2 separate regions of the Homo sapiens genome follow, and region 1 is linked to region 2. Evidence: chromatin contacts called from ENCODE Hi-C or POLR2A ChIA-PET data. All regions are on one chromosome and are shown on one strand. The core of a region is the stretch at or near the end of the contact, and the rest is flanking DNA. Distances in the headings are between cores, read along the strand shown.

What was found. Hi-C counts contacts between places; a loop is a spot of excess contacts on that map. ChIA-PET counts read pairs that join two places held with the same protein, here RNA polymerase II (POLR2A). Pooled maps may share reads with other maps.
Region 1: a map of naive thymus-derived CD4-positive, alpha-beta T cell shows a loop between it and region 2 (9-fold over the local background). The contact joins two enhancer-like sites. A Hi-C loop is called at or near these places in 2 of 168 maps with a recorded cell type or tissue (K562 and naive thymus-derived CD4-positive, alpha-beta T cell), 8 of 37 single-sample maps with no recorded cell type and 6 of 50 pooled maps. POLR2A ChIA-PET finds 5 or more read pairs at or near these places in 5 of 52 experiments (CD4-positive, alpha-beta T cell, GM10248, activated B cell and 2 more).

What each region holds. Positions count from the first base shown.
Region 1 is chr14:75,485,577-75,492,511 of GRCh38, forward strand. No RefSeq gene overlaps it. Among named protein-coding and RNA genes, the nearest start is that of BATF, 33 kb to the right of the region's middle. Within about 2 kb of position 3,380, at least 4 of the 41 ENCODE cell types and tissues checked have a DNase peak (open chromatin) inside an H3K27ac peak, as active enhancers do.
Region 2 is chr14:75,331,040-75,337,658 of GRCh38, forward strand. No RefSeq gene overlaps it. Among named protein-coding and RNA genes, the nearest start is that of LINC01220, 40 kb to the left of the region's middle. RefSeq lists an enhancer at 2,985-3,484. Within about 2 kb of position 3,297, at least 25 of the 41 ENCODE cell types and tissues checked have a DNase peak (open chromatin) inside an H3K27ac peak, as active enhancers do.

The DNA of each region.
Region 1 (6,935 bases), core at 2,130-4,629, 150 kb after region 2:
ATGAGATCTCGTGAGAACTCACTCTCTATCACGAGAACAGCATGGGGGAAATCAACCCCATGATCCAATCATCTCTTTCCCTTGACATGTAGGGATCACATTTTGAGATGAGATTTGGGTGGGACACAAAGCCAAACCATATCATGCTCCAACTTCATGATGAATTCTGATGGGTCAGCGTGAATGCCTGGGAGTGCCAAGTCTCGAGAAGACCTCACCTCTGAATATTACCTCTCTGCTGAGCACCCAGATGTCCCTCTCTGCTAAAAAGACCTCTTTCCTTTCCTACCACTCACCCCAACTTGGCTAGGCTTAAGCATGATTGACAGACAGAGGTTAAGAAACACCATCTGAGGCCAGGCGCGGCGGCTCACACCTGTAATCCCAGCACTTTGGGAGGCCGAGGCAGGTGGATCACCTGAGGTCAGGAGTTCGATACTAGCCTGGCCAACATGGTGAAACCCTGTCTCTACAAAAAATACAAAATTAGCCAGGCGTGGTGGCACGCACCTGTTATCTCAGCTACTTAGGAGGCTGAGGCAGGAGAATCACTTGAACCCAGGAGGCAGGGGTTGCAGTGAACTGAGATTGCACCATTGCATTCCAGCCTGGGCAACAAGAGTGAAACTCTATCTAGAGGAAAGAAAAAGAAAGAAAGAAAGAAAGAAAGAAAGAAAGAAAGAAAGAAAGAAAGAAAGAAAGAAAGAAAGAAAGAAAGAAAGAAAGAGAGAGAGAGAAAGAGAGAGAAAGAGAAAGGAGGAAAGGAAGAAAGAAAGAAGGAAGGAAGGAAGGAATGAAGGAAGAAAAAGAAAGAGAGAGAAAGGAGGAAAGGAAGAAAGAAACAAAGAGGAAAGAAGGAAGAAAGAAAGATAGGAAGGAGAGAAAGAAAGAAAAAAGAAAGAAAAAAGAAAGGAAGGTAGGAAGGAAGGAAGGAAAGAAAGAAAAAGAAAAGAAAAGAAAGAAAGAAAGAAAGAAAGAAAGACCATCTGAGCTGTGAATGTGACCACAACACATTTAAGAGGGTGGGGACAACCCTCACTGGAATTATCTCATGTGTGCAACTGGGATGCAGAGTGGGGTTGGGTAGGAAGCCTGCCAAACTGCCTATGGGAGCCAATAATGGTCACCCGAATAGGACACAATGCTGCCAATGGACTATATGTGTAGTTTCATATGTGTAAAATACATACAACCTTCAATGCATGTTGTTGGTTTTTGCTATAACTCTTGAGAGACTGGAAAAACATCATCTGTCATCATAGGATTTAACCCTTGCTTAAGATCCGGCGGCAGCTTCTGGTGGGCTTCCCTAGTGCGGCGTCCCTGCCCCGTCTTGCTCTGGCCCCTCTCATTCTCTGCTCCAGCCAGACTGAACAGCTCTTACTTCCTTCTAAACGCTTCCAACATTTTAATCTTGGCTCTACCTTGGAATGCCCAGGGTTATGTGACTTGCCCAAGGACAAAATAAGGATGTAGTGGAGTTGATATTCAAAGCCGGATTTATCTCACTCCAAAGCAAGGACAAAGAATTCCCTTAGGAAATCAGCGGTGGCCCATCTATTTGTGTGGAGAAACAAGAGTTGCTTATAATTCTGGGTAGTGGGATGTCCCCATCGCTTCACCTAGTCAACACCTGTGTCTCATTTAAAACTCAATTCAGGCATCGCTGCACTTTCAGTGGGTTGTTTTTTTTTTTTAGGTTTGAAGCTCATTTAACAACGAGCAAAGGGGTTGCAGAGTAAGAACGCTGATGTTTTTCTCTGGGAATAGGTGGCCACATCCAAAGACAAAGAAATGTTCGAAGTCTTTGCATTTGGAGAGAAAACACCATGCCCATTGCTGCAGCCTGAATTCCCAATGAGTAGTGCCTCTGTCTGGAGTTAAAGGATGATGTACCATGTGGAACCAGGATGTGGTAACTCCTTAAACCCTGCCACTCTTTCACACCTTTGATATGACTCATTTTGATGAAATTCAACGAACTCAGAGCACCTGCTCATGCAGCAGAATATTTTTGAGCTAGAAAGCTCCACGACTTCCTCTCCCTAAGACTGCAGAAAGCTTAGCCCCAGGCTATGAAGAGAGCCAGCAGAATGACCACTGGCACCAGAGGACACTGGTCTTGCCCGCCCACCCTTCGCTGTGCCGGCTCCTCACCCCTGTGCTGGGTGCAGTAGAGGCTGGTCCTCCAAGTCTCACTTGGGACTTGCCCAAGTGAGAGACACTAGGGCAAAAAATATAGCCATATATGCATGCAGATATATACCAGCAGAATGACCACTGGCACCAGAGGACACTGGTCTTGCCCGCCCACCCTTCGCTGTGCCGGCTCCTCACCCCTGTGCTGGGTGCAGTAGAGGCTGGTCCTCCAAGTCTCACTTGGGACTTGCCCAAGTGAGAGACACTAGGGCAAAAAATATAGCCATATATGCATGCAGATATATATCAGCAGAATGACCACTGGCACCAGAGGACACTGGTCTTGCCCGCCCACCCTTCGCTGTGCCGGCTCCTCACCCCTGTGCTGGGTGCAGTAGAGGCTGGTCCTCCAAGTCTCACTTGGGACTTGCCCAAGTGAGAGACACTAGGGCAAAAAATATAGCCATATATGCATGCAGATATATATGGCTATACTTTTTTTTGCTGTTGGGTTTTTGTTGTTGTTGTTGTTGTTGTTTTGAGACAGTCTTGCTCTGTCACCCAGGCTGGAGTGCAATGGCGCGATCTTGGCTCACTGCAACCTCCACCTCCCAGGTTCAAGCGATTCTCCTGCCTCAGCCTCCTGAGTAGCTGGGATTACAGGCGTGCACCACCATGCCCGGCTAATTTTTTGTATCTTTAGTAGAGACAGGGTTTCACTATGTTGGCCAGGCTGCTCTCAAACTCCTGACCTCATGATCTGCCCACCTCGGCCTTCCAAAGTGCTGGGATTACAGGCGTGAGCTACTGCGTCCAGCCTGCTGGCAGACCACCAATTCGTATATACTGACTGATGTCAGTTTCAGGAAATCAAAAAAAGTATATGTATATGTATATGTATATGTATATGTATATGTATATGTATATGTATATGTATATGTATATGTATAATCTAAATTTCCATCCATTTCTACATCTGTCCAGAAGGATATTCATTAAAATATTAACAGCAGTTCTCTCTGGATGGCAGGATTATAATTATTTGACTCACATATTTCCAGACCTCCCAAATTTTCCAAAGTTCCTGTGCATTAGCTACATGAGCTGAAGAACAAGCCCAAAGCCCATTCTTTTTTAAATAGCTGAGACTCCAAGTCTAGGGGATGCTCCGAGTGACGGACAAAGCCCTTCCTTCGAGGATGATTCTAGGAAGATCCTGGGGCGTCAGCCTTCTCTGGGCAGCGTCTTTGCTGCCCTCTGCTGGTCATTTGGAAGCTCGGCAAGTCCAAGTCCAGCCCCTTTCTTGTGGAGCAGTTTCTTCTTTAGGTTTGCCCTCTGAGGCCCAATTTCTTAGAACTGTTTTCGTTTTGTTTCATTTTTCTGAGATAGAGAATCCTTTTAAACTTAAAAAAAAAAGAAAAGGGCCGGGCGCGGTGGCTCACGCCTGTAATCCCAGCACTTTGGGAGGCCGAGGCGGGCGTATCACAAGGTCAGGAGATGGAGACCATCCTGACTAACACGGTGAAACCCCGTCTCTACTAAAAATACCAAAAATTAGCCGGGCTTGGTGGCGGGCGCCTATAGTCCCAGCTACCCGGGAGGCTGAGGCAGGAGAATGGCGAGAACCCGGGAGGCGGAGCTTGCAGTGAGCCGAGATCCCGCCACTGCACTCCAGCCTGGGCGACAGAGGGAGACTCCGTCTCAAAATAAATAAATAAACAAACAAACTAACTAAAAAAAAGTTTAAAAGAAAACTTCTAAATGAGGTGGCTCCAGTGTAAGCCTCTTTAAAGCTCTGATGGAAAAGTCATTCTTTTAAAAACCCAAACCACTCAGCCTCCATTTCACAGCCAGAGAGAGCTGCAGTGTCATTGCTGGAGGGGACCCAGGGCGCGTTCACCTGCTGATTTCTCACTGTTGATTGAGGATCAGTCTTTGGTTTTGGTCAGCGTCATTACTGCCAAAGCCACCAGCACACCTGCCAAGATGCAAAGGATGGTGTTTCTCACGGAGTCAGAGGAGGCCGTCTGCTCCGTGCCCTTACAGAATGCCAAGAAGTCATGGCTGGTGCTGGAGCCCTCAACCCCAGAACACCTTAAGACTGTGTGGCTTTAACAATTTACACCACCTCTCTGTTCCTTCATCTGCAGCATGGAATTGTAACCATGCCTTCCTAGATTTAAACTCCAGTTCCACCATGTACCAGCTGATAATCTTGGACATGTTACCGACACCTCTGTGCCTCAGTTTCTTCATCTGTAAAATGTGGGGGGGAAGTAATTCATAGGGCTATGAGTATGGAATTAATTAATAATTGTGAATAATTAGAAAAGTGCCTGGAGCATAAATAGTTCTCGGTAAATGTTTATTATTATTGTTACTGTTACCAGTTACCAAAGCATATTATTAGTTAAATGTCATTCTATGAATGCATACAGTTTGGAGTAAGGGATTTATTATCTGATAAGCCTTTTGTATTAGGAACCATCCTAGGTTCTATTTATTTAATACTCTCTGCAACCCTTCAAGGAAGATATTCTTTTCCTCATTTTACAAATGAGGAAACTAAAATGCAAAGATATTAAATAACTTGCCCAAGATCACACAGCCAGGAAATATGGAGCCAGGGTTTGATCCCATTATTTGCCTCAGAGCCTCTGTTCTTTCCTGTCCATTTGGTTGAATGCTACCCACTAAAGTTAGGTTGGTTGTTAGTCTTTTTTTTCCAGACAGAGTCTCACTATGTTGTCCAGGCTGGTCACACACTCCTAGGCTCAAGTGATCCTCCCACCTCAGCCTCCCAAGTAGCTGGGAATACAGGCACATGTCACCGCTTTTACTAATTTTTTTTTCTGGCATACTTTATCTCCCACTCCTACTTGGTTATAAGTTAGGGTAATACCAATTGCTGTAACAGATAAACTCCAAATCTCCATGGCTTTACAACAAACTTTATTTCTCATGCATGCAATAACTCCCCATTGGTGGACAGGTCTTCCATGTGGTGATTCAGGGATCCAGGCTCTTTGGTCTTGTGGTTCTACTTTCCTCTGGGACATTGGAGTCTTCTGCATTTAGCTAGTGAATGAGCAAAGAATATGGGCCAGGCCTGGAAGTGGTGCTTCTCAACTGTCCACATTACATTAACTTAAAACTCAGTGGCGTAGTCACACCTCACTGCAAAGGAGGCTAGGAAATGTAGTCTTGTTCTGTGTCCAGGAGGCAGAGGAAACATGAGAGCTAGTCTGCCATGCCGGCCTATGTCTTATAGAGCCTTGCTGTCTTAATTTAAATTTTAGTTCCTCTGGGAAGAGATCCTGACTCCCTCAGGTCTGGATTGGACACCCCTCCTCTGTACTTCTTCCCTTCCTCTCTTGTGGCATTTATTGCATGGAAATACACACACAGACACACACACACACACACACACACACACACATATATATATATATATATATTTGAGACAGGGTCTCACTCTGTCATTGAGGCTGGAGTGCAGTGGCACAGTCATGGCTCACTGCAGCCTCAACCTCCTAGGCTCAAGCGACCCTCATATCTCAGCCTCCCAAGTAGCTGGGACTACAGGCATGCACTACCATGCCCAGCTAATTTTTGTATTTTTTTTTGTAGAGATGTGGTTTCACCACGTTGCCCAGGCTGGTCTCGAACTCCTGAGTTCAGGCAATCCTCCCACCTCGGGCTCCCAAAGTGCTGGGATTACAGGTGTGCACCATCACGCCCGGCTGGAATTATAATTGCTTATGCATCTGTCTCCCTCATTAGACCGTGGGATCTAGGGCAGGGGCTCCATCAGTTTTGTCACTGATGAATTCCCAGCTGTGACATGGAGCCTGGCACAAGCCAGTGTTAAATAGTTGTTCGATGGATGATGTCTGGGATAATGACTGAGGGGGCAGAGGAAGTGGTTGCGATTGGTCTCTTGGGCTCCCCCCAGAGTGGTGTGCTCCCCTCCTCCGCTTTCAGTCAGTTTCAGAACCATGGGACAGCTTGTCCGGGAACAGGGCTGGAAAACCCTCTGAGGTTGAGGTTGGGGCCTCTGTTCTTTAAGAGTGGAACTGAGACGTTGCGTGTGGTCACAGGTTGTCTGCACCTCTGCACCTGGCACCAAGGAGGACCCCACACAGACGTTCCCTCCATCAGTGAATTCCAGCACATGTACCCTACAGAGCCCGGCTTTGAACTTAGGCAACATAAACCACCACCATAAGGATAAAGCAATAGATTGCACTTACTTATTTACGATTTAAGTCTTGTTCACTCCCCAAAATTTTTGCAGTAGCTTACAAAGTGAACACAATGAGAAAGAAGCTTGAATAGAAGAGAAAAACCGGTCAAAGTGATATTAGATCACTGAAAATCTGATGGCTCCAGGAATAACAAGATAAGTGGTGTTTAATTTTTATTCTTTGTTTCTAAGTCTTTATTTTGGGACAAGTTTTAGTTTTTTATAGCTGACCTCTTTTTGTCCTCCTTTCCCCCCTCAATGCCTCTGGGTAGCTGGTATTTGCAAGTCTTGGCATATAACAGATCAGGACTGGGGAGGGGCCTGTGGTCAAGTCTTGGCCTCTCTTTTTGGGGTTCCAAGCACCTCTTCAGACCCAACCCCTCAAGCTCATCTATCGCTCCTTTTCCCTGACTACAGCTCCCTCTCCACAGCCTGATATTAAGATGACGGTTGGCCAGGCACAGTGGCTGACACCTGTAATCCCAGCATTTTGGGTCACTGAGGTGGGAGGATTGCTTGAGGCCTGGAGTTTGAGACCAGCCCAGACAAC
Region 2 (6,619 bases), core at 2,047-4,546:
TGATGGAAAGTTGAATGAAACATTATCCCTGGGCCAGGCGTGGTGGCTCATGCCTGTAATCCCAGGATTTCGGGAGGCCAAGGCAGAAGGACTGCTTGAGCCCAGGAGTTCAGGACCAGCCTGGGTAAGATGGTGAGACCCTGTCTCTACCAAAATTTTTTAGAAATTAACTGGATGTGGTGGCACGTACATGTGGCTATTTAGGAAGCTGAAGCGGGAGGATCCTTTGAGCCCAGGAGTTTGAAGTGCCAGTGAGGTATAATTGTATCACTCTACTCCAGCCTGGCCAACAGAGCGAGACCTTGTCTCAAAAAAATAAAAATAAAAAATAAAGTCCCTGCTCTCAAGTAGTTAAAAGTTTAGTGTGGGGTGGGGGCTAGGCATGCAAGGAACAATTGGATTTCAAGGTGAACTGTATAACACAGAGGTATGTACAGGGCTCAGTGGTGACACAAGGCCTGGGAGGGTCAGAGAAAGCTTTAGAGAAGAGGGGCTGAAACTGAGTAAGAGCTTGGCAGGTGGACTGGGGAAGGCCAGTCTATGTGGAGGGCAGAGCAAGTGCAAAGGCATGGAGATGCCAAAGCAGCACTGCCCAGCCAAGAAGTTCTGTTTTCTGGAGCATTTCAGTGTGCTCATCTAAGGAAGAGGCAGCAGAAGCACTTGAGATCTTTGAGGAAACACTTGTCCATCAACATCTGTGTAGTGCGTGTTGAATACCCATGGCCTAGCTTTACACAGATGAAGGGTTTGTGATAAGGTGGCATTAAAAAAGAAATTAAACATTTTATTTTATTATTATTTTTTGTTTGTTTTTGTTTTTTGAAATGCAGTCTCACTCTGTCACCCAGGCTTGAGGGCAGCGGCATGATCTCCGCTCACTGTAACCTCTGCCTCTGGGGTTCAAGAGATCCTCCCACCTCAGCCTCCCAAGTAGCTGGGATTACAGGCACCCGCCACCATGCCCAGCTAATTTTTCTATTTTTAGTAGAGACGGGGTTTTGCCATGTTGGCCAGGCTGGTCTCAAACTACTGACCTCAAGTGATCCACCCACCTCAGCCTCCCAAAGTGCTGGGATTACAGGCATGAGTCACTGCACCTGGCCAAAATAAATAAATAAATAAAATAAAAATAAACATTTAAAAAGTCATTTTTAATCATTTTTTCAAACACATAAAAATGTAGAAAAAATAACACAATAAATCCATGTGTATTTATCACCCAGGTTCAATAATTTCTAATGTTTTGCCAATATTTGTTCATTAATTCATTTCTCCCTTTTTGGAAGGCTGGAGAATTAATTTAACTTTATATTACGGAGGCAGTAGACAGAAGAGTATAATGAACCCTCATCTACTCATTACCTAGTCCCAAGAAATATTGACCCAAGGCCATTCCTTCCCTATCCATGTCCCATCTGCTTAATCCCCTCCCATATTACTTTGAAGCAAACTCATGACACCATATCATTTCACCTGGAAATATGTTAAAGAATGTATCTCTAAAGATAAGGACTTTAAAAATACCACTGTAATATCATTGTCACCTGCAACAAGATGAACACTAATTTATCAGGTGGTGTTTTGAAAACTCAGGGGAGGTGTTTGGTAAAGCCACAAAATCCTGAGATCTTGCATAAATGTGTTTCAGGAAGCAATTATGGATGTCCAGGTTGGTATAGACCCGATGTCTTCAACAAGACTACACTGCATAAGCCAGGGTGACGGGGTGGAGAAGGAGCCAGAGTGAATTAGGGACAAGTAGGGTTGTGGTGTAGGAGGCTGGGTCAGAGTTTTAGCAGCCAAGAGAAGGGGGTGCAGGGTGCACAGGGAGCTTCCTCAGCCCCACTCAGTGCTCCAGCAGGCAGGAGGCAGTCGTCCAAAGGAGATAAAGTGAAGAAGGGATGGAGCAGGAAGGAGAGAGAGGTGTAAGGAGGAGGAGGTGTATGCAGAGAGAGGAGCTGATATTGAGGAAGAAAATGAGGAGGAGGAGAGCAAAAATAAATAACGACTGAGCACCTATGACCCACCAGATGTCAGGGGCACTACTTCTGCCCCCCTCCAGATTTCCAGGAGTGGGGCTCACCCCAAACAAGCTTGACCTCTTGATCGTCCTCTCAGGGAGTTGCTCTATTGGTGGGTCGAGGTTAGGGACATGTACTATGAAGGTATAAACTGTGTGGTTTTTTTTTTTGAGACGGAGTTTCTCTCTTGTTGCCCAGGCTGGAGTGCAATGGCGCGATCTCAGCTCACCGCAACCTCCGCCTCCCTAGTTCAAGCCATTCTCCTGCCTCAGCCTCCCGAGTAGCTGGGATTGCAGGCATGTGCTACCAGGCCCAGATAATTTTTTTTTTCTTTTTTCTTTTTTTTTCTTTTTTTTTTTTTTTTTTTGTATTTTTAGTAGAGACAGGGTTTCTCCATGTTGGTCAGGCTGGTCTCTAACTCCCAACTTCAGGTGATCTGCCCGCCTCGGCCTCCCAAAGTGCTGGGATTACAGGCGTGAGCCAGCACGCCCGGCCGTATAACTGCTTTTATAAGGAAGGAGGGCTATGTGTCTTTAGCAGAAGAGGGGCAGGGTTCCAGCCCATGCCTTGAGAGCAACCTCCACCAGGGCCTTGGCAGAGCCAGGGTGACATCCACCAAAGCAAAGGAGGAGGAAGGCAGCAGAAATGAAGGGGGTGGTCCTCTCACTGGAGGGGTGCAGCGAGGCAGCAGTCTCCCCGGAGGGGCTGGTGGCAAGCGCACCCCCAGCGCCCTCCAGCTTTATTTTTGGCAGGGCAGGAAATGTGTGTGTGTCTGTGGGTGACCTGGGGAGGAGGGGAGGGGGGGTAAGAGGGTCCCTGGATTTTGGTAAATCTGCGGGGGTTGTGGGGGGTTTCCGGAGCCCCCGGGGTAGGGGTAGGGATGGGGGCAGCCCCGGGCAGTGCTGAGCGCAGCTGTTGCGGGTACGGTCATGTCCAACTCCTTCCCAGCTGGAAACGCTGCGGCGGGTGGTATCACCAGTGGACAGGCGAACTTCAGGCCAGAGAGTGCCTTCCTCCAGGGCTTTAGGGGAAAAGGGCGACGAGGCCGTGGTGGTCGGCGCCCTGAATACCCCGAGGGGCCAGGGCCCCTTTTTCTACATGAAGACCTGGGCCCGTTCCCTCCCGGGTTCTTCCACTCCCATCTCAGCCAAGTGCTGATCTAATAACTCAGTGGAAGCGCCCAGAGAAGAACAGGGTCGCCGTGGTTAGAGACGCTGTTCCCCTCCGCGCCTGACTCCGCAGTTACTTTGTTACTTAACCGCCCTTCTGCTCATTTGACAAGCCCTGAGCGCACATTTGCAGAGCTTCCTTCCGGGACTTCGTGGCACGGATTGCAAGAGGCCCCTACTCTGGCAAGGACTTGACTCAGGGAAATTCTTTCTGTCCTTTCTTACTAGAAAAGGCATAAATTGGAGGTGAGCCTCCTTGATTAGAATGGGCACAATGGCTGGTGGCCACGAGACCCAGAAGAGGTCACTGGTGGTGTTGCTTCCCAGACAGCCAGCCAATGTTGGTGAGACTACAGTGAAAAGAGGCAGATTGAACTAACCAGACCTGGGACTTGTCTTCATCTGCAAACGGTAGTAACAGCGGTTAACCCCCTGAGCGCTTCTGACATGCTGAACGCTGTTCCAAGCCCTGCTCTAATGCATCGAAGGCATGTTCTAAACATGCATTATCTAATAACGCTATTCCCGAGTTTACAGATGAAGAATCACAGCCACTAAGAGATGACATCACTTGGTGAAGGTCACATAGCTTCTGGGGCCAGGGTTCTGTTTTGCCTTTGTGAAGAACAGTGAACATGCTCTGCACTTTTCTAAAGTAGAAAAATGAGCTGATGTCAGGGATTCTTTCAAGAAGGCAAATTTCAGAGCTGTTGCTGAGATCACGACCCATTCAGCAAAGTGTCCCAAACGCTGAATGCACTTCTGAGTCTCTGGTTTCACTTTGCAGCACTCGGCATAACTGATGCTCCCAATAATGACCTTCAACCACCAAGGAAACGTTCATTTATATTTTGCAAGCTCTGTTTAATGGATGAAGGAGTAACAAGTTTTAAAAAAGATTTTGATCAACACGGTGGCTCATGCCTGTAATCCCAGCAGTTTGGGAGGCCGAGGCGGGTGGATCACTTGAGATCAGGAGTTCAAGACCAGCCTGGCCAATATGGCGAAACCCTGTCTCTACTAAAAAACATGAAAATTAGCCGGGTGTGATGGCGGGTGCCTGTAGTCTCAGTTACTCAGGAGGCTGAGGCAGGAGAATCGCTTGAACCTGGGAGGTAGAGGTTGCAGTGAGCCGAGATCACGCCACTGCACTCCAGCTTGGGCGACAGAGTGAGACTCTGATTCACACACAAACCAAAAAAAAAAAAAAAAAAAAAAAAAAAGATTTTGATCAAAACCAAATCACTAAAGTTAAACACTTGAAAGAATTAACCCTGTCTTTGTAAAGCTTGGCTACCCTGGTAACTCATGCCAGGGACACTTAGCTTTAAAATTGTCCCCTCTGGAGGGGCTTTGCTCTTATGCCACAAGTATTGCTGCTGCGTCTGCGAAACAGGAAGGAGCAGCATCTCCCCATTATTTCCCTGACGAGTACCCCTAGAAGATGGTGGAGTCCACGTGGTCAAGTTCTCTTTCTTCCACTGGCCTAAGTCTGAAATTCCCCAAACACCTGGAGCCTTGCAATGCTGGGCAGCCGGCAGTTTCCCCAGCAGTTGCCCTGGCATCTTGCCCCCTTTACACAAAGCAATCACTGTTGCAGAAAATGAGGGTCCTGTGATCATTTGGCTCCACCCCCCTGCCTGGCATTTGCGTGGGAGAAGGGACTTTCTTTCTTTTTGACAATAGATTCTGATCACAAACCAGGCCCCTTTCAGAGAAACAGCTCCCATGGAATGACTCTGCCTAGAGGTAAGAACTGAGGGGCACAACAGAAGTGATTTCTCGCTCCCCACCCTCATGGCCATCAATGCTCAGTCAGGCCCCTATCCTTGAATTTGTTTCAAACGGTGGCATATCTGGTCCCTGGCCAGTGGGACAGGCACCCTGTAGTTAGTGGTCTAGATTTTCAGCCTTACCTCAAAATGCAGGTGCAGGCCAGGTGCGGTGGCTCCAGCCTGTACTCTCAGCACTTTGGGAGGCCAAGGCAGGTAGACCACCTGAGGTTGGGAGTTTGAGACCAGCCTGGCCAATGTGGCGAAATCCTGTTTCTACTAAAAATACAAAAATTAGCTGGGCATGGTGGCATGTGCCTATAATTCCAGCTACTCAGAAGGCTGAGGCAGGAGAATCACTTGAACTCAGGAGGTGGAGGTTGCAGTGAGCCAAGATTGTGCCATTGCACTCCAGCCTGGGTGACAAAGTGAGACTCTGTCTCAAAAAAAAAAAAAAAAAAAGTAGGTGTAGTGATCCTTTCTTACAGGTAACATTTCCTTGCTAAGAAATGAACACTGGTATAATATACTATAACTAAACTACAGACTGTGGATTTCTCCAGTTTTTCCACTAATGTCCTTTTCCTGTCACAGGATGTAATCCAGGATACCATATTGCATTTACTTGTCGTGTCTTCTCTCACCTGTGAAAAGTTTCTTAGTTGTTCCTTATTGTTCATAACTTTGACACTTTCAGGTATTTTATTGAGTGTTTGGGTTTATCTAATGTTTTCTCATAATTAGACCAGGGTTATGGATTTTTTAGAAGAAAAGTCCTTTCTTCTTTGCATGCCATAAGGAGGTACATGATATCAACATGGCTTATCAATGGTGAAGTTAACTTTATTTGCATGGTTAAGGTGGCTCTGCCGTTTCTCCACTGTGAAGTTACTGTTTTTCCCTTTCTGTATTCTACTTATTAGAAGTGGGTCAATAAGTCTAGCCCATATTCAAAGGGAAGGAAATGAAACTCTACTTCCTGGAGAAGGGAGAATGTACATATATATTTTGGAATTTAATCTTATGAAAATTTGTCTCAGGCTGGGCATGGTGGCTCATACCTGTAATCCCAGCACTATGGGAGGCCAAGGCAGGTGGGTCACTTGAGCCCAGGAGTTCAAGACCAGCCTGAGCAACATGGGAAAACTCTGTCTCTACAATAAATACAAAACATTAGCTGGGTATAGTGGCACGCACCTGTAGTCCCAGCTATTTGGGAGGCTAAGGTAGGAGGACGGCTTGAGACCGGGAGGTTGAGGCTACAGTGACCTGTGAGTATCTCACTGCAAAGAAAAGATTCTCTGTAGTTCATATATTAATTTATTTATATTGGCATGGACTCATGGATATTTCTTTTATTCTTTGGGTTATAAGAATCATCATGGTTCTATATCATCCAATCCTTTCATTAGTTTGTTGCTTAAATTGTTCCAGCCTTGCTCGTTGGGAACTCCTGGTTCCTTTTGACATGCCCACATTAAAAAAAAAAAATGATGCATAATGGATGTACATAGTTTTGGGGCCCCCATTTTTTTTCCAATTCCTTACTTTCTGGCATTACAAGCTGCTCCAAAACTCACCTTGTGTTTTCACTGCTTTAGCCCTAGAATCAGTTATTTCTCCAAGGAGCCTGGTTCCTTTAATCAGAGAATGGTAT